2 separate regions of the Homo sapiens genome follow, and region 1 is linked to region 2. The links are chromatin loops, found by intact Hi-C in ENCODE. Cell type or tissue: heart left ventricle. All regions are shown on one strand. Links, peaks and the distances in the headings refer to the core of each region. The heading gives the core; the rest is flanking DNA.

What was found. A loop is a pair of places that touch in the nucleus more often than their neighbours do. Peaks named below come from ENCODE experiments on the same cell type or tissue, not always from the same donor. Only the 100,000 strongest peaks of a DNase experiment are listed, where the experiment ranks them.
Region 1: a loop joins it to region 2, with 2.7 times the contacts of the local background. A loop is called at or near these places in 3 of 110 quality-filtered maps.

What each region holds. Positions count from the first base shown.
Region 1 is chr5:10,983,301-10,993,346 of GRCh38, forward strand. CTNND2 (catenin delta 2) reads right to left here. Exons shown (of 22, transcript NM_001332.4): 19 at 9,251-9,377; 20 at 4,811-4,942. LOC105374654 (a long non-coding RNA gene) reads left to right here. Exons shown (of 4, transcript XR_925791.3): 3 at 883-982; 4 at 4,116-4,223. Among named protein-coding and RNA genes, the nearest start is that of CTD-2154B17.1, 200 kb to the left of the region's middle. RefSeq lists enhancers at 4,297-4,798, 5,007-5,056. In heart left ventricle, for the core only: a CTCF peak has its summit at 4,782 (motif pointing right); a DNase peak (open chromatin) is centred at 4,771; H3K27ac peaks cover 3,385 bases.
Region 2 is chr5:11,105,619-11,115,664 of GRCh38, forward strand. It overlaps CTNND2 (catenin delta 2), which reads right to left. Exons shown (of 22, transcript NM_001332.4): 14 at 5,240-5,425. Among named protein-coding and RNA genes, the nearest start is that of CTD-2154B17.1, 320 kb to the left of the region's middle. In heart left ventricle, for the core only: a CTCF peak has its summit at 4,719 (motif pointing left); no DNase peak of the experiment used is centred there.

The DNA.
Region 1 (10,046 bases), core at 2,408-7,407, 120 kb before region 2:
TTTAAAAAAGCTTTGGAAAATGCTGTCTTGTGTCAGTGGGGTATAAAACACTCTAAAACTAGGAAGGGCTCATTGTTTGCTTCCAGTATTTAGGGGATAATGAAGTAGGATCACTCTACCTATAGGCCACAAGAGAAAGGTCAGTATAACCTCTCAAGGTCTAAGTTCACTCCACCCATGATTTTTTACCTAAGAGTTCACTACAGCTGTGCAATAAAATTCCTCCTGGAGAATTCAGCTTAGAAAGTGAGAGCCGAAAGTCCATTTTTCCATTTTAAAGACCATTCTGTTATCCTCTCTGGTTGAATGCATGTCACTCCTGTCTCTGTATTATGGTGCAAACCACCATCTCTCTCTGGACCATTGCTACCAAATCCTCCTCGAAGGCCCAACTTCCACTCTGCCCAGCCTGATTCCTCCATCCACCCTGTTACCAACAGTTAGAATGCTGTCTTTGTAACACAAGTTGGGTTCTGTCTCTTTCTCTGCTTGTAATGCTCCAATGCCCTTCACCCTGAGACGGCTCTCCACTATGGCCATGAGGCCCTGCAAGGTTTGTTTCCTGCCTAAAATCCTAACACATTTCTCCCTCCTCTCCTCCTGTTAAAGGAGTCCCAGCTTTGCCGACCCTCCTTCCTCAGAGCGGGCCAAACTTGTTTAGCTTCGGTGAGGTTGTCTTTGCTGATCTTTCTCCCTGGAACTCGCTTCCCTCAGACTTCAAATGTCTCCTCCTCCCACGTCAAGTGAAGTAACCCCTTCCGCCTGCACCCCCATCTCATTACCCTGATCAGTTTCTTCTTCCTACTAAACACAGTGCAGTATCATCTTGCTGGGAACTTGTTATACTGTTTACCTTATGTACTGTCTGCCTTCCTCTTCCAGAGCAGAAGGCCCTTGAGAGAGAAACAGTCTGTCCTGCTGCTACCTCCGTATGTATCCTCAGAACCTGGCACAGCACCTGGCCTCAGTGGACACCCATAGAGTAAGTGCCCCATTTGCTGAATGAATAAATGGGTAAACCTTAGATAGATCTGCCTTCAGAGCTATAATTTGCTGATAGAAAATGTCACTTGAGGAATAAGGTGAAATTTTGTTTTTTCTGTTGCTCAGAATTAAATGCATATATTTTTTAGAACGTTTGCACTATTGCAGTCTTGGCCTCCCTCCCTGTTGTGAAATCATAAACAGACACTGAGACGCTCTCACCAGAGGAATCTTAAAAGCACGAGGCACAGTTTGTGGCTTCTGAGCCTAGGATGTTAATACTGGAAGTTCTTTCCCCTCACTCGTTTAAACGAGACCATAGCTGAGACTGAATTACCTTTACAGACACGTGAGGCAGAGGAATTCACAGAGGCTCTGCCCTCATATGACCGAGCTAATAGTGGACTCACAGAAGAATGCCTTTCTATTTTTCTAACAGCCCCCAAATACCCAATTCCCAACTGAATCAACACATTGAAGACTAGAACGACTTTCAAAGGCATAAGAGGCCGGGTGTGGTGGCTCATGCCTGTAATCCCAGCAGTTTGAGAGGATGAGGCGGGAAGATCACTTGATGTCAGGAGTTCAAGACCAGCCTGGCCAACATGGTTAAACCCTGTCTCTACTAAAAATATAAAAATTAGCCGGGCATGGTGGCAGGTGCCTGTAATCCCAGCTACTCGAAACGCTGAGGCAGGAGAATTGCTTGAACCCGGGAGGTGGAGGTTACAGTGAGCTGAGATTGCGCCACTGCACTCCAGCCTGGGCGACACAGTGAAACTCCGTCTCAAAAATAAATAAATAAATAAATAAATAAATAAATAAATACATAAATAAATGGCATAAGAAAGACACTGACAAAAAACAAACAGACCATTGGATGAAAGGGTATGTGGGAAGTTCAGATGGGAAGGGAAAACCTCCAGGTGAATTTAAAACTCAGGCAGTGGAGCTGCTGGGATGCTGCAGCCCTTTCTTGAGGTGAACTGAACACGTGAGGTTCCCAGGCATGCAGGGCTGCAAGAACTCGCTATGGAAGCCGGCATGCCTGAATGAATAGCCAACTGGATTTCTCAGGGCTCTCCAGTGGCAGAGAAACACTTAGGAGAGAAGAATTTTATGAGGCTTCATCCAAGCTAGAAAATGAATCCAGAAAAGGAGGGTGGGGGAAGCCTGGAATAAACACCTAGATGGATCTGAACTTCTAAGAGCTCAGCAGAAGAGATGACAGCTCCATCAAAGAGATGTTTGCACTTCCAGCCCTCATAGGCTGCATTTTGGGGATGAAGCTTCCCTTGTGGTTTTCATATCAGAGGGAATGTTTTCTTGGCAGGGAATGAAACAAGGAAGATGGCAGTTTTTCAGGTTATCTTTCAATGCACTGAACTTTAAATGTTCCGTAGATTTGTTCTTGAACAAGAAAAAGCATTGCTTTTGATGTTGGGGCCACAAGAAATCTGATTTTGCAAGTAAACCCTGGAATGATGGGCATTTGCTAACATCCTGCAAGGTGGGGGTTGTAAACTCAATATCCCCATCAATATGTGAAAGACTGGCTTCCACCTGGCTTGGCTGGGGACTTATTCATACCACTACTGAAAGTGGCAAACCACCACTATCCTCACTTCTGCTATCCCACCATCACCTCCATCACCCTCACTACCACCACCACCACCATCATTGTTGTGATAATAACAATCGGCGTTTACATAGCACCCATTGGCTTTAGAGGAACTTCCCTATATACACATAATATTCAATAAAGATCTCAATGTTCTTTCTGGCTTGCTACATGATTGAGAGTGTACTCCTGAATTGCATTTTTAAGTAAGTTAGAGCAAAGCTGTTTAAGCCTCTAAATAAGTTTGAAGAATTACATACACTGAAATTGTCAAGATCCCTGCCATTTTCTAAGAAGATTAAATATCAGAAACATAGTAAATTTTATGTTTTATTTTATTTTGAGTCCAGGGCACAATTATGTGCCATTGGAACTGTTTTGACATAAACACGCACACCCACACCTGAAGGCCTTTTGAATGATTCTCTTGGGCAAGAGAGTTAAAGAGAAACATGAAACTGAATAATAATGCAGTCGATCTCACAACTGTTCCTTAATCTCAGTGTATCATCCCAGACAGCTGGTGATGTGGCTACCCAGGGCAATGATAACTGCACATTGAAAGGGTCAGTTGAATTTGGTGTCATGACTAGCTCAGCATAATCAGTACAAATGGGATCCTCTGCCGAATGTCTAGACTCCAGGGACTCAGAATTCAGATTCACAGCTTTCTTTGTTCCTGTTCATCTACGCGGCAACATGTAAGGGGAAACAGTGAATGTGAATAGTAACCTAGAGTCCATGTAATGAGTTAGGTTCTCCCGTTCAGGAAACGTCTCAGGAGCAGCGCTGAGGTGTTCCCTTGTAGGGTCTGCACATGGAGGCAGAATGTGCTCCTGGGGGCAGGGATAAGAAACATCCGTTTATTATAGTTTTCTTTACGCAGCTGAGCAGAGTTAACACGGAAAACACTGCCGCTGGGGTAAATGCATTTGCTATTAGAAAAATTTATCTTCGCTGTCCTGGTTTGGAAGGCATTTTAATAAATCATCCAATTTGTCTGCTCTGCTTCCCTGCCAGTCTACACCTAAATACTACTGGAGAACTGCCTCCTGCTCTTCAGATTCCTCTCCTAAGAGGGTCTCAGTGTCTGCACGGCGCCCTTTGCGCCCCAGCTTTATGAATGCTCTAACATGGCCTTGTTCTATTAAAGGCTCTTCCTCATAGCCTATTTTCAGCAGGGACCCATCTCCATGCCCATGTGGTAAAGAGGATGTGGGGTCCCCGTTGAAAGGTCCTCAGGGCTCCGGCAGCTTTGCTTTTAAGGTATAACTCCCTCTACAGCCAGAGCCCACATCCTGCTTCTTGGAGGAGGGCCATCCAGGGAGAGGGTGAGGTATGGAGAGCTTGGAGGGGGCTGTGAGTGCCTCAACAGAAGCATATACAGAGTGTACAAGACGTACAGACTATACAGTGACTTAAGGGTAAGCCCTGTTATCAGATGGGCTGGGCATGGCACAGTGGAGGGGGCAGAGACAGATACCCACTGTACCAATTCTGGCCTCCATAGAGTCTTGGCTGATGAGAAAGGAAGGCAATGGCTGTGACTGAGATCGTGAGGGATGACGAGCGTGAAAGATGAATGCCTCCCCAGGGAATCTGCAGTCATCAGCTCTAAGGAAGCTTCTTTGGGATATGTCACGTAAGAGGTTGTATCATGGCAAGAGGGGAAAATATCTCAACAGCAGTTTCATGCAGTTCCCCTTAAATCCTCCTCCTGCCCTCCTCTTTCCATTCCCCGTCCCTCCCCTCCCCACTCCCCTCTCCTCCCCTCCCCACTCTATTCCCCTCCCCACCTCCCCTCCCCTCCCCTCCCCTTCCACCTTCTTTTCAGTTCCCTCCATTCCTAATGCACAGGGCCTAACTACACTGCCTCCATCGAGTCCCCTCCCCAGTGGGTGATGTCAATGAGGAAGAAATATGTGGGAATATTCTCTCTAATTTGAAAGAATATTATGAGCTGGGCAAACAAGAGGAAAGGACCGATAAAACATGGGTAGAAAACATTTTATCTTAGTTATGCCTCTATTCTTAGTCCCAATTCTTGGAAATCATCATTATCAAGCTCTCAAGTGACTGGACAGCTGCTAAGTCCTGCTCAGCAGCCAAGCGCAGCCAGCCCCGTGAAGCCTGATGTCCCATATCTCTGCCTTGTCGCGGGTCAAGCCACCAAGTTCCAGGAGGGGGCGCGCGAGGGGCGCTCACCTGTCATGGCATCTTTCCTGGAAGTGTGTTCGCCTTTAGCTCCGTGGTAGGTGGCGTTGCTGCCGGTGCACTCGTAGTCTGTTTTCCTTTCTTTGAGGCTGATCATTTCCCGAGGTGAAGCTGGGGCACTTGCTACATAAAGAAATCAAAAGGGGGATTTTCTGCATCTCATCCCACAGCGTGTGTGCCTTCCACACAGTCAGGGTCCTCACTATGCATGGTCCCGCATCTCAATGCCTACGTGAGGACCTGATGGGTTTTCTTTTTAATTTTTATTTTTTGGCAGTTTTGGCTCTTGTCCCTGCCCCATTCCCTCACCTGTGACAACTGATGCTTTATAGTTAGAGGGCATGTGATTTGGAGGCTGGCAACTGGGGACCACATCCTGGGGCCATCTTCCTCAGAGAGAGATCATGGAGGGGACGTGACCTGCCCAAGGTGTGTGGGGCAGTTTAGGAATGAGACTGCTTTTGGTTTCTTCCTTTCTCTTCTCTTTTCCTTCCCTTTCCTTCCCGTGCTCCCTTCCTTAATTAGATGTGTTTCAGAAGATCTATTACTGATATTGACTAATCCTTGATTAAAATAAATGCAGTTTTACTTAAACACTGAGTCACCTAGAAACTGCCTTTAAAAAAGTCAGAGGAAACAGCTCTCTACACAGGATGATTTGTGGGGCAAAAATAACCAAGCCCACAAAGACCTTCTTTGTCTGTGGCTGGGGTGGGCTGGGGAGGGGCATGGAGGCAGCTCTAGTTCCTGCTAGGGCATTCTTGCTCCAGCTTTTTGCATAAACACCCCAATAATCTCTGAGGCCCTCCTTACACCTCAGCCACTCACTGCCTGTCTGGCTGGGAGGCTGAGCCCTGCCGTTCCTCTTACACCCATTTCTAAAGTGCTGGGTTGTAATTGGAGGATCCTCCTGGGAAATTCCAGGAGTCCTTAAAAAACTGGTACTAGAAGAGAGGAAAAGCTGAACTCAGAGGCAAGGAAGTCAGTAAAAGGAGGTTGAATTTTCATGAGTGACTGAATGGATTGGCAGCAACTCAACCTTCCTGCCAGTGCAGAGGGGCACTGGGAGAGGTTGGCAGGAGCCATGCGTCTGGGTGAGGGGGCAGCTGGTCGCGCACCCCACCCTGTGGGCACCTGCAGCTGTGTCCAGCTCCGCAGGAGCTCAGGTGCCGTGTCCTTCTGTCAGGAAGCTCTCCCCAGCTCCCATAGCCCAGGGCAGTGCTTCAGAGCCTTGTTTACCCTCAACACTCACTTGAGAATTTATGGATGCCCAGAGCCCATCCTGGACCTTTTGAGTCTGAATTTTCAGTGACGGGCTTCAGAATCCATATTTACTGAGCATACTTGGTGACTATTAAGGCTAGGAATCCCTAGAGCACTCTGATTTTTAGGATAAATCTCTCTTTCCTTTGCTAGTGTCAAAGCTCCTCCCCAGCCAAACTTCAGTTTACCTTCGAGCTTATCATTCACACCCTCTGTAGGGTCTCTTTGCTCCTTGGGTCTGTGGTCCCCCAAGGCACCTCTCATGTCACTGAGTCATGTGATTCAGTTTGTCACCCTTATATCTTCTATGTACAAATTCCTGTGCTAGCCACTGTGCAAGGCAGACATGCAGATCACGTGGCTCTTCCTGAACTTGTGCAGCTCTCAATCGAGTAAGGAAATGGATGTCCAAATAAAGTAGAATGAGAGGCAGAAGTGCCCAACAGACGTTACAGCCAAGTGCTGGGAAGATAAACATGGGTTGTTGCCACCCTCTCAAACCTATCAAAATAAAATCACGCCTCAATGCTCAGCTCTTGAAGCCATCACGGGTTTTGGATCCTGGATGCCTATTAGAATTCATTACCTGGAATCCTTTAAAAAAAATACTGAGGCTTGAACCCCACCCAATGCCAGCTGGCCAGAAGTCCTGGGTACAAATGCAATGGCAGACAGGGAAGAAAACCATGCAGCTCAGACAGCTGCAGCACCTTCATCACTTGTAGGACAAGCCTGGAGCTGCAATGACTTGATCAAGGACTGAACCTCCCTGATCCACAGTGACCCTGTGTAGGTGGAGAGAATGCCCAGGCTCTGCTGTGAGGGAAGAGAGGTTCCAGGGGAGAGGACAAAGGCTGGGACTTGGGCCATCTCTGTCCCGAATGTGAATCTGGGGAGATGTGAGGGGCAGCCACTGTGTCGTATGAAGATTGGGGTTCTGTTGCTTGGAGAGGGAACCTCTGCAAGAACAACTGAGTCCTTAGCAAGCTCTGTGCCCTGTCACTCAACTGGGCTCTGCATCCAGTTCCTGTCTGCTCGCTGGTTCCTCGCTAACCTCTTCCACCTGCTGCCCCCTTCTCTTTGGTTCACCATCTTTCTCTTCCAGGAAAGTCTCTCTTCCTGCCTTTGCCCTTTTGCCTCTGGGTCTTCCCTAATAAAGGTTAGCCTTTTATGAGTTACTGCCACATAATCATGAAGGGACAATATTTTAAAACCTGTTGACCACAGCTTTTAAAATTAGAATCCAATATTGCCCAGATGGTGGTGTTTATTAAACCACATCAAGTGTGTAATTATCTCCTGAGACCTCACACACAGCGGTGCTCCAAGTCTCTGGTAAATCAGGATTAAGTTCTGGGAAAAATCAAATCACGCAAACAAGTGTTTATTAGGTGTCTGGATGTGCCTCGCCTAGGAAGTCCTGAGGCAGCGCACTGTCTGCATGGCTGGTTGAACACAGCCCTGCCTGCTCGCGAGAAAAGGCTGCTTCTCTCTTCCAGCCCTTGCCGATCCATCATGTCGTTTCATTCTCATAACACTGATTGGCTCACTGTAATTCTTAATAATCACTGCTTTCCAAAAGACACCATCCATATGCTTTCCACACTCCATGCGCTTTATCTTTTTAAGCCTGCTGGAATTACAGAAATAAGAGGCCTAAGAGGCCACCTCCATGCTTCTGAGATGGGTGGACGTTTCCACAGGTACAGGGGGTTCCTGATCGTCACCCAGGGTTGGACTAAATGTGATAAGCAATGACAGTACACTAGAAGGATCAGCTTTCACAGAGCTGGGAGCGGGCCATTTATTTCAGTCAGATATTGGCCATTCATTTCTCATCATGTTGACAGTAAAGTCTGGCGTGGAGTTCTGCAACCATCATTCTCGCGGGTAGGGAGACCACTTTGCTGGGCAATGCTCTCTACCAGGTCCTCCCAGGTGTCATTTCAGAGAATAGGATTTCCTCAGCAGGGAGAGGGCAGAGAAGAGTAGGAAGAAAGCTTTCATAAATAAGAGCCTACATAGCTGTCATCTGTGTGGGTGCATATAACTTGTTATCCATCTTTCACTCTCAGAACAAAATCAAAATGCAGAAATCAAAATAAAAGTTTTAAAAACTAAACTGTGAGGAAAACAGCAAATTTATGCCATTTATATTACTAAATGGTGTGTTCACATTTGCCTTTCATCTTTCCTCTGATTTTTGGCATTTCTTAATGTGAATTAAAAAGGGTATAAAAATCAAGTATTTTTACGAATACAAGAAGTTCAAAATTTAAGCAATAGGAATGTGACAAAATTAGAAAAAAATTAAATGGAATGACATGGAAGTTATAGTTGGCTACGATAATAATTTATCAGTGGCATCTGCCGGTTTATCATTAATAATGAAAAGCCAATTAGATGTGGAACAGTTATGAAAGCATCAGTGCTATGTGTCAAATGTATATCACACTGAAGGAAGAAAGCACATTTGGTCTCCTCAACTTTTTATCCCAATTATGACAAAATGCAACTCAAACTATTTTTATTTTATTTATTTATTTATTTATTGAGACGGAGTCTCACTCTGTCACCCAGGCTGGGGTGCAGTGGCGCGATCTCTGCTCACTGAAATCTCGGCCTCCCGGGTTCAAGTGATTCTCCTGCCTCAGCCTCCCGAGTAGCTGGGATTACAGGCGTGTGCCAACAAGCCCGGCTAATTTTTGTATTTTTACTAGAGACGGGGTTTCACCATGTTGCCCAGGATGGTTTCGAACTCCCGAGCTCAGGCAATCCGCCTGCCTCAGCCTCTTAACATGCTGGGATTACAGGCATGAGCCACCTCGCCAGGCCAACTCAAACTATTTTAAGTTGGAAAAATTGTCCACGGAAACCCCGGATTTGCAGACACATGACAGTTTTCTTTATACTCGTTCCTCCTGAATTCAGGTTCATTACGTGCATGTCATGCATAAGAACCTGTTAGAGAAGGAGATTTGCTCTGAGTCTGTGTATACAAAACACAGAGTGGCCACCACAGTACAAAGAACAGATTCATTTCCTACTTCTAGCGAAGGTCTGAATGGAAGGCTCTCCTCTGAGTACGGGTTGGCTCACGGACTGGGAAGGACCGTCTTTGCTCAACGAGAAATAAAGCCTGGCTGGCTAGCCACGGCAGCCTCTTACCTGAGCGGTTGTTGGGAGACACGCGCACAGGGGAGATGGAGGGCGTGCGGGAGGAGGAGTAGGGCCTTTGCCGGTCCCTCTCGATGGTTGAAGACGAGGCTACAAAGTGGTATTGTGACCATCCATCCTGCAAAACACAGCACGCTCCTGTTAGATGGGCAAGACAGAGTGATTTTTCACCTCCGGACATTTTTAAGTTCCAAGTATCTGGATTTGCATAATATTTCTATGGTGTGTCAGAAGAGGTTCTTGAAGTTCTGCGCTCTCATGGAGGTGAACAGAGCCAAATGTGAATGAAGACACACCTCCTTCCCTCCAGAGAGCCTGGCGGGTAGGGCCTGCTTTCCTTCATGAATGTTGAATAAATGGTCCCTTTACAAACCCGCTCTGGTCAGAAGCTTCGACTTCGATGAAAATACGATGCTCAGAATGTTAGGGGACCCGGAAACTGTCTATTTTTTGCCGACCTGGTTCCAGCTCTGCCTGGCTCCCTCTTCCGCTGCCTCAAGATTTTCCACAAGGGTTTACCCCTTTGCTCCCAGGACCTATCTGTTGGCAACCAGAATCCAGGGCAGCGTCCTCCCTTCCCGTTTACCTGCCTGTGTCCTTTCCAGCCCCAAATGCCCACCCTCGCCTGTCTCCAAGCTGGTCTGCTCCAGGAATGATATTTTTCAATATAGAGCATATTCAAAATGCATCCTACCAAGCCTCCGTTAGGCTTCTGACATCTAGTTAATATACAGAAAGCATCTATACTATTTTTCCTTATAAAAACCGCATAAATATATCACAGATT
Region 2 (10,046 bases), core at 2,188-7,187:
AACAGAGTTTTAAGTCTATAAACTCACTGAAACTAAAATAGCAGCACTTTTAGGTGATGGGCTATATCTTCCACTAGAGGTGAGAAAGAAGTAGAAGAATATGGTTCATCCATGGATAATGGCAGACGAGAGTTGCTGCGCAAAAATGCACAGCCGTGATCTTTGCAGGCTCATGAGATATGTTGCTTCCAGGACATGAAATATCATGCCTTGAGTCAACAAGCTCCCAGCATATGGTGAGGTGAAGGCCGAGGGAGACTGTACTCGAACCAGCCAAGAGGAACGGGCGGCAGCTGAAAGAAGCAGATGGTTAGAAAGGAAATGATATTAAGCGGCAAAAGAAAGAGTATGGTTACTAATGAGAAAATGAAAACTGTCTGGAAGAAAAAGAAAAACAACCTGTGATATTAGGAAATGAAAGCCTAGGAGCATCCAAATGTCATGAGGAGCAGATGCATGAAGTGATAATAAAAAATCAAGTCCACGAACAGAAACTGTCACTGACATTTAGAGTGATTAAGATAAATTCTGGTTTGCGTATTGAGAGTCTTAAAAGCATGCATTTGGTCTAGCTATTTCACTTCTAAGAATGCACTCTCAAGAAGTGATTAAGGGGGTAGGTGAGATTTAACTACACAGATGTTCATTACAGTTTACATTAGTACAAACTTGGAAGCAACCTGATTTTCTAGGAATAGGGGATTGGTTCGCCACGTCATGGTATTCCTCTACCATGGAATTCACAGTAGCTCCTCCTCATTCCAGTGTGAAGAACTGCTTACTGGCAAGGAAAAAAGTCAGTCTGTGTCAAATGATAAGCTGTCATAAAGTGGTCAGCAAAGTGACATAGAGCAGACTTGTGCCTACACCTTCCCGCCCATCAGTGGTGTGCCAAAGTGGGCAGTGGGGGCTGTCACCTGGGGGCAGGTAATAAGAGGCTGCACTCTTTGCAGGGAATGTACAGGTAATGAAATGAATACAAGTTGGGTTTTTGTTCACTACCATGTGCAGACAATGCTACACGATTTCACTGGTAAGAGACTCCTCCTCACAAGGAGAGCCCCCTACTCACTGCACACCCTGAATGGGCCACTACATGCCTTTTTTTCTTTATTAAGAGAATGCCCAAGGTTCACCTAGGGTCATAGTTGTCACAAAAGACTACAATCCCCAGCCTCCCTCGCAGCTCTGGTGCCACTACGAGCCAGTCTAGGCCACAGGGATGTAACAGTGATGTGTGCAACTTCTGGGTGGGGTCCTAAAGGAAAGGATACTCCTGTCTTCTTTCCCCCATTTCTGCTCCTGAACTGTGGATGTGAAGAGCCAGAATCGTGACCATGGGGAGGAAGGCAGCACCCTGAAGATGAGAGCCCCATAAAATACAAGGAGCCCACCTCTGAAGACTCAAGAGACCGGAGTTCTACATCAGTGGAAATACACTTACTAACTATAAGACCTTATGAATTTTGCTGTCTGATATGGCCTCTAACAGAAAAACATCTGAAAGGATATATGCCCAGATGTAAGTTGTAACTATGAATCTCTCTAGAAGGAGGCACGCTGAAGGTGTGGGTATTATTTTCTTCTTGGAGGTTAGTGCTATTTTACTCACATATTATTTACATGTTAACTATGTAAATGTATACCTAGATATTTATCATTAATATCTACTTTGTCTGAAATGAGAAGAAACTGTTAAAGTTCAAATCTCCATTGTGGTCATTTTAACTACTAATAAAATTCATGTTTGTGCTTTGGGATATGCATGCTGTTTATTTAGCCCTAGAGTCTCACTTTTGGGTCAAGAGCATCCGAATGACATAGCAGGCAACGTGTGAGGCTCTTGAAGAAGTGGTGGCCAATACCGATATCCTGAAAATCCAAGAAAACCTTGTAGGTGGTGGGATTTCATGATTTCTCATAACACCTTCAGTGCAAAGAATTTGTTTAGTCTGGCAGGATCAAAAGTCCTGCTTCTCCAGGGATACTTTTTGACACATACACATATACCTTTGTTGCATATAAACTTAAGTTCTTAGATGATAACAGTAATTTAGATGGTGCATTTGTTTTGGTGGTGATTGCAGATTCAGAATACTGACTAACAGTGAGATAAATGCAGCACTGTCATGAGAGGCTGGGGAACAGCTCAAAACACAGGGAGGGAAGACTGCGGAAGACGCTTGGCTCACAGCAGCCCTTGGGGCAAAGTCTCACCAGGAAAGAAACAGATGAGTCTGGGAAAAGTCACAGCTATGAGCATCCACCCACAATTAAACCCACAGCAAGAGCTAGGGGCCACCATAGGCCACAGTGTAATTGGGGCCAGGCATTGGGCTAGAAGTCACAGACCGAAATAAGACCCACAGAGTCCTTTGCCCCAGAAAATTCGCTCTCTTTGGGGATCAATTGCTATACTTAACCCATAATATGATAATAACTAGCAGAGAAGTTTAAATAAAATTATGGAGAAGTAGATTAGGGAGTAATTGTTTACTTGAAAGAAGTCTTGGAAAGATAGAGGGGATGTTTTATTTGCTCTTGAATGATTATTCTCCAAGTAGTGAGTGGGGAAAGGGAGGGCCAGGCAGTGGAACAGCATGAACAGAAGCGTAGAGGCTGGTCTGCGGGATCCTAAGACAGGCCAGGAAAGAGTGCGGGCAAGAAGCCTTGAAAGTTCTTCCAAGACATCTCTTTCATTGTGGGAAAAATAAGGGGGCATTGAAGTTTTACACAGAGGCCCATTCCTACTGCTTTTATGCATAAAACAGCACCGTGTATATCACAGGTGAATCTTCCAGTCATTTATGCATTTGGCATCTACAACTTAACAAAGAGGTGAAAAAGAGCAAAAATATTTACTGTTAAATTGACTACAGTGCACTCAGTTGTGAAACAAAGATGATCATGAAAGAAGACCTACCAGATAAAAATAGTGGATCAGAATCCTGTTTGAATTGATAGGTTTGTCTCCTCACCCATGCAGACAGACATATATTTTTTACCCATTTAAATTAAATAACTTTAAATTGATTTATAAGCTAAAAAGGGAGGTTTTGGATTCCATCAGGTCCTGCTTATTTAGTTTTTGTTTTTCTCAGTGGCCCTCTGCCCATGGTCAATCTCACACCAACAGCGCCTTGAAGAAGGTCTGACCTGACCAGCAGCTGGTGGAGGACAATGTCCCGTCACCTCCAAACCACGCTGAAACAGTACCCACCTCAGGACACCATCACAGGATCGTTGGCCATAGACCAAGGTGAAAACAAACCAAAAAATGCTGATTGCTACAAAAGGTGCAAAAAGTAAATGAATCCATTTTGTCTCCTCCTATTTCCCTGGACCCCAATCTTCGGATTCCCTCCACCAACCATGCAGTGACAGTCTGCTGTCATAAAGCCCTGCTGAGGGCAGAGAGGGTCCTTCTGGGGGAGACGCGCCTTCTTGGCAGATGACATGCTGACTGTTTCATGGGAGGTTTTGTCCAAAACGGACTAGAGAAACTAGCAATTCCTTAGAACTCAGCAACAGGCACACAGCAGATGCAAAAATGGATGAGTTTGCAAGGACCTCTTAGACCAGAAAGTGATGCATAGAGTGTCAAACACTTCTGCACACAGGAGCTCGTAGTCTGGTGCTTCTAGACTAGAATGGCCTAGAAGTCTGATACTTCTAGTATGGTTCAATAGCAACCATTTCTTGAACTAACAGCATGCATGCATCATATTTTTGTATCATATATTTTCTAGAATTATCCCTACAGGGATTTTTTTTTAAAGTTTCTGAGATTTTTCTTATAGCTAAATTTGACATGCAGAATATTATAGTGTCTTTTTAAGGTCAAGAACACCAATGCCAAAGGTAAGGGTCAACATAAATTTCTGGACTAGAAAAAGTTCTAGAGGCCATCATTAAACCAATTATTATTTGTATCACTTTTACTCCTGTTATAATATTTGGCTCCTCTGTCCTGGAAGGTCTGTGTTGTAGACTAGATAACCTTTCATTTTACATAATGTCTTACACCTTTCAGTGAGGTATAAATTTCTCTGAAAAAAACCATACACTTTTATAAGCATACATTAACTTAGTGCCTTTATGAACATTATTTTTTAAAGGCCATTTGCAAAGATTACAAATGTAATTTTCATTGTAGAAGATTTATAAATACAGAAGTACAAAAGGAATCAATCATTATCTTCTCTTGGATCTTACTCTGCTTTTTCAAGAAACACATATATTTTGTACAGGCAAATAGCATTTTGTATTTGCATATGACATATTATACAAAACTGGCCAGATTGTATCTGTATCATCTATACCTATATCTATGTACGCACCTGTTTTTATATTGCTTTTTTTCACTTTACTTGTGAAACTCTCTGTAAGCTCCTTGATGAGATAAATCAGTTTCCAGGCCCTGAAGTTAACCGCTGTTCCAGTGTTAGCAAAGGTGGGGATGCTTTGTCCTCCCATCGCTCCCTGTCCTGGTGGGGCCTGTGGTGAGGGGTTTGGTCTCTCATGGGCTCCCCAAGACAGGAGCAGAGACTGTTCTGATGCATCAGGGTTGTGAGTTGCTGCCTAGCGGCCTTCGTTTTGCTGCAGGGGAACCTACTTCCCGCTGCAGCAGGTGAGGGCCATTCTGTTCTCAAGAGGCCTCCAGCTCCAGCTCAACATTGTTCTGAATTCACCTGAATTGTTCCCCACGGCCAAGCTTCTAATGCCATCCTGTGGAAGGGCTGTGAATTCTCTGTTACCCCATTTCCAATGGAAAGTGTGAGACTGAAAATCTAAATGCTTCGAAACCAGCGATTAAATACATGATGGATCTTTGGCCTCCCTCTGTCTCTCTCTGTTTCCCTTCTTATACCACATCTCCTGTTCCACCCATCCCTGTCACCTGGATGGCATCAAATCCAGCTCCGACAATGCCCTAAGTAAATGTGTGAATTAACACAGCGCCTGCTCAGAGGTGGAATGTCAGAGCTTGCTAGGGCCTCAGGTGTCTTTTTTTCTTTTTTAAGTAATTTCCTATCCTGGCTCAACTGCGAGACGTGAGGGAAATCATTTCATGTCCCACCGTCTCAGCTGTGAAATTCCCACAGGAAAATTGTGCAGATGCATTAGTGATTTTACCTCCTGATGAAAATGCAGGGCTCATTCTCTATATATTGAGGATATATTACAGTTGCAATTAGGAAGGGGATAATTGCATGCAGCTGCAAGCAGCCTGCATCACCTGATCTTGGGATTTCTTTTTCTTCTTCTTCTTGCCCCAGCACCCAGAGCTCTCAGCATCCTTGCCATTGGCCTCGCCACAGAGTAGCCCGTCCAGCTCGTCCGTGCCCATGTGCTGTCCCTGAGACGTTTCTGCCGCCAGCCGGTACGAGAGGTTCCTTAAAATGCACACACAGTTTTCAACGGTCTGCAGAAAAGGGGGAAACAGAGGAAAGAATGAGTAAAACTAGCACTCAGCACTCCATTCTTCCACCTGGAAAGGCCTCTTTCTCCATGGACACATTTCTCTTTGGAAGTGTTTAGCTGCCAGCTTCTGAAAGCTCCCCTGATGGCCACAGTGGAAAACAATTGGAGAAACTTAGAAAGGTCTTAGGACCTTTTATCCCCCACAAATAAATGACTTATCAGCAATAGTTACTTCTATAAACATCTGTTATTGTTGATTGAAATTCACTTGTGAGAAGGGAAGAATGTACAACCACGAGAGATCCCAAATATCATCCACTAACAGACAGCGCCCCACCTCTGACTCCCTGGCTGGGGATTGGGGATCGGGTAATGAGGAATCAAAGACTTAGAATTTCGGTCAGCTCTGGTGGGGGGCATATTTACTGCCCACCGGAGCATTTTCCGAGTGTCAAGGAGGCTACAGGTGCAAACCAGGGTTGTCCCAGGAAAGTGAGGGGCTGTGATCACCTGGGGTGCATAAATATTTTTAGTCTACATTTTTTTGAGATGCCTGACACTCATGTTTTCTTAGCCAAAAGGTTAAACAGTGGTTAAGGACACATGTTGTGGAGCCAGACACCTGTAGAACCCTAGGTGTCCGATTTAGCTGTGGGACTTTGGACAATGCACTTGACATCTCTGGGACATGGTGTACCCCTCTGTAAAATGGTCATAACAGGTCCCACATCTTAGGTTCTTGTGCATTAGTTGAGCTAAAACATGTGTGTGGTACGCAGAATAATGGCCCTCCCAGAAGGTCTACATTTTTTTTTTTTTTTTGAGACGGAGTCTCGCTTTGTCGCCCAGGCTGGAGTGCAGTGGCGCGATCTCGGCTCACTGCAAGCTCCGCCTCCCAGGTTCAGACCATTCTCCTGCCTCAGCCTCCCAAGTAGCTGGGACTACAGGCACCCGCCACTACGCCCAGCTAATTTTTTTTTGTATTTTTAGTAGAGATGGGGTTTCACTGTGTTAGCCAGGATGGTCTCGATCTCCTGACTTTGTGATCCACTTGCTTAGGCCTCCCAAAGTGCTGGGATTACAGTCGTGAGCCACCGCACCCAGCAGGTCTACATCTTAATCTCTGGAACCTGCGCGTATGTTAGGTCACGTGGCTGGCAGGAGGTGGGAATTGTTAAGCTAATCAGCTGCTTGTCAGATGGGGAGGTTATCTGGATTGTTCGGGTGGGCCTGTGTCCTCACAAGGGGCCTGTACGTCAAAGAGGAAGTCAGGAGAGTCACAGTGATGTGATGTGAGAAGGACATGGCTGACCATGGCCGGATCTGAAGATGGTGGAAGGGGCCACAAGCCGAGGTATGTGGGCAGGGTCTAGATGCTGGAATAGGGAAGGGAACAAATTCTCCCCAAGAGCCTCAAGAAGGTAAGCCTCAGACCTTACCACATTTTAATTTTATCCCAGTGAGACCCACTTCAGACTGCTGGTCTCTAGAGCTATAAGATCATAAATGTGTGTTGGGTTCAGCCACCAAGTTTGTGGTCATTGGTTATGACAGCAACAGGAAAGTAACACAGCGTGCAAGTACTGGGAAGAAAGCTGGGGCACAGTAAATGCTCTTCAAATGTTCATATCATTAACAGTGGCAGGAGATGGCACAGTGCGGAGCTCCAGAGGATGGGATCTAGGGCTAGCCGGCTTGGCTTCCAATCCTGGGCCTACCATTTCACAAGCTGTGGGGCCTTGGGCAAAGTGCTTAATCTTTCTGTACTTCTATTTCCTCATTTGTAAAGGGAGGGTCATATTAACAGTATCATGTACAGGCTGGGCGCGGTGGCTCATGCCTGTAATCCCAGCACTTTGGGAGGCCGAGGTGGGTGGATCATGAGGTCAGGAGATTGAGATCATCCTGGCTAACAAGGTGAAACCCCGTCTCTACTAAAAATTCAAAAATTAGCCAAGCATGGTGGCGGGCACCTGTAGTCCCAGCTACTCAGGAGGCTAAGGCAGGAGAATGGTGTGAACCCGGAAAGCGGAGCTTGCAGTGAGCCAAGATTGCGCCACTGCACTCCAGCCTGGGCAACACAGTGAGACTCCATCTCAAAAAGAAAAACAAAAAAACAAGCAAAAAAAACACCAGTATCATGTACAGAGCCACAGTGAGGGTTAATAAGCTCACAGATACAGCTCTTTGAATAGTGTCTGCTCAAAACTATTTGCTAAAATACTAGTTGTAATAACTTCTGATTGTTGAGAAGAGGGGTGAGCAAACTGCCGCCCAGGGGTCCGATCCAGCCCACAGCCGGTTGTGCATAATTGGTGTTTTCCTGGAGGACACCCAGGCCCATTTGTTTATGAATGGTCTGTAGCTGCTTTCATGGTACAATGCAGAATTACATGGCTGTGACTGAGACAGTATGGCCCGCAACACCGGGAATATTTATTCTCTGACCTTTTGCAGAAAACGTTTGCTGGTTAAGACAAAGCTGACCTTTTGACTACAGGAACCATGGAAAGCGGAGAAAAATATCCAATTTTAGAAGGGGTGAAACAATGATGGAAAAAAAAATAAACTGAGCCAAGTTTTATTTGAAGAATCTTACCAAGCTGGCTATCATTTTTTCAGGCACCTGCTACGTAACAGCCACTGTGATGGCACATAATACAATTCCATTGTATGGGTGAAAGGAGGACAGCTAAAGCTGTGAGTACCTCCCACCAGACTGAGCTGCTTCTCTGCAGTCCTGGGGTGGGACTGGAATGGGCAGGGGCTGCTGGGATCACAATCCTGCACTGCTTCCCTCCACTGGCTGGAATCTGGTGAAAGGTAGCAGGTGCCCTGTACTTATTACCGAGGGCATGAAAACTTACGAGGAAAACCAGTTTTCAGGAAATATCTCTGGAGCCTTTGTCATTCCAGACCTTTCTTGTCAGCTTTTCAAGGTGTCATGGGCTGCTAATCCCACAGGCTCTGAGTCAACCTGATTTTCTATTCCAAGCATCCTCTGCATCAAAAAGTGGACTGGCACGAAAGCAGGTAAACTCAGGGCGATGCATGAAAGAGAGAAACGACTCTCATTGAAAGGAAAATGTTATGGCATAAGTCAGAATGATCTTTAAATCAGCTCAAACTTATTTTTCTTACATCAAAGACTTGGGAGAATAAACTTCTTTCTCATCCCACTGTTCGTCTTCCCTGGAGGCATCACTGTTCCTCTGTTTAACAAATGACTCCTGGGGAATAAATCTGCAGTTGGGAAAAATGCTTTATAATCGAGCTGCAGCTGGGGAGATGATTTGGGAAGAAGCTAGAAGAAGAAGAGAAAGTAGGGATGGGGGCGGATGGGGAGGGAGGAATGGGGGAAAGAAGATCACAGGGACCACATTTATCTGTCATTTAAGCCTCCAGGAGTTCTGCAGTCTGGGTTGGTTTGGGAGAGTTACTTAATTCAAGAGCTTTTCTCTAAGGGGATAAGGAGAAAGAGAAGACAAAAGACTTGGGATCCTAGCAGGAGGGTGGCAGCCGGTAGCTTTGCTTGGGACATCCATTGCTGTCAGCAGTGCTTTCAGCAGTTGCTTTTGGTTACCAGGGTCATTTTGATTCCTTATTTTCTATTAGAAAGGGTTAATCTGGAAGTTGTAGAGTGCTCCACTATATGTTATCCAGTCAACACACTGGCCCAATTATAGGACCAGAGTCACAAGCTTGTATGGAATCCACGCTCTTTTATGTATTAACTTCTCAGGCCTTAAAAAGAAGGTGTACTCATTCAAACCCCTCACCCTCAATTTGTCATTGTGAAAGCTCAAAAGCGGCCAAGCAGAGGGCTGAGTGGAAAATGATGGTACAATAATAATACATTAAAACCCAATAGCACAATCCAGCCAGTGAAGCACCTGCTGAGTAACATCACATCTGATCCTTTCAACAGCCTTGGCATTCAGCTATGATTATGCTCCTTGTCACAGAGTTGAGGTCAGTTGGATATGGTGCTCCAGCCAGTGGGAGGTGGAGATGGCACAGTCCACTGGCACTGTCTTGATGCCAGCTCAGGGCTCTTCTTACTCCACCAGGGATATCTGGGTTTTCTGACTCCAGCCCTGAATACTCCCAATTATTTCAACTTCCTCTTTTGGGGAAAATGTGGACATTAGAAAAGATGATCTACCAAGTCTCCCAGGTTTTAGGAATCTGGTCATCTGACAGAAAGAAGATGTTTGTGCCATGTTGGTTCTTGAACCATGGCTCCTGAAAGATGCCTTAATCTTTGGTGCTGGTGGCTGCACTTAGCCAAAGCATGAGGCTGTTGACTCTTATTTTATTTTCAGCTGTAAGGTCCAGCTAGTATCAAAGCTCTTTTCGTAGCCATCACAGTAAAAGGTATAGTCTCCCAGTGCCTCACTCACCACTCTGAATATGACGATGCTGAGCATTGCCGCTTCAGTGATTTACCTTCAGGAGCCCTTTGAAAACACACGTGTCTATTACGCTAACAAGCACTTGTAAATATTCAAGACATCTTGACTGGTCACTTGTTTAGGAATTTAATTTTCCTGTCGATGATACTAAATGGTCTAAAATGGTCACTTAAGGCCTTCTGTGAAAGGGGAATGCTTACTCTTTGT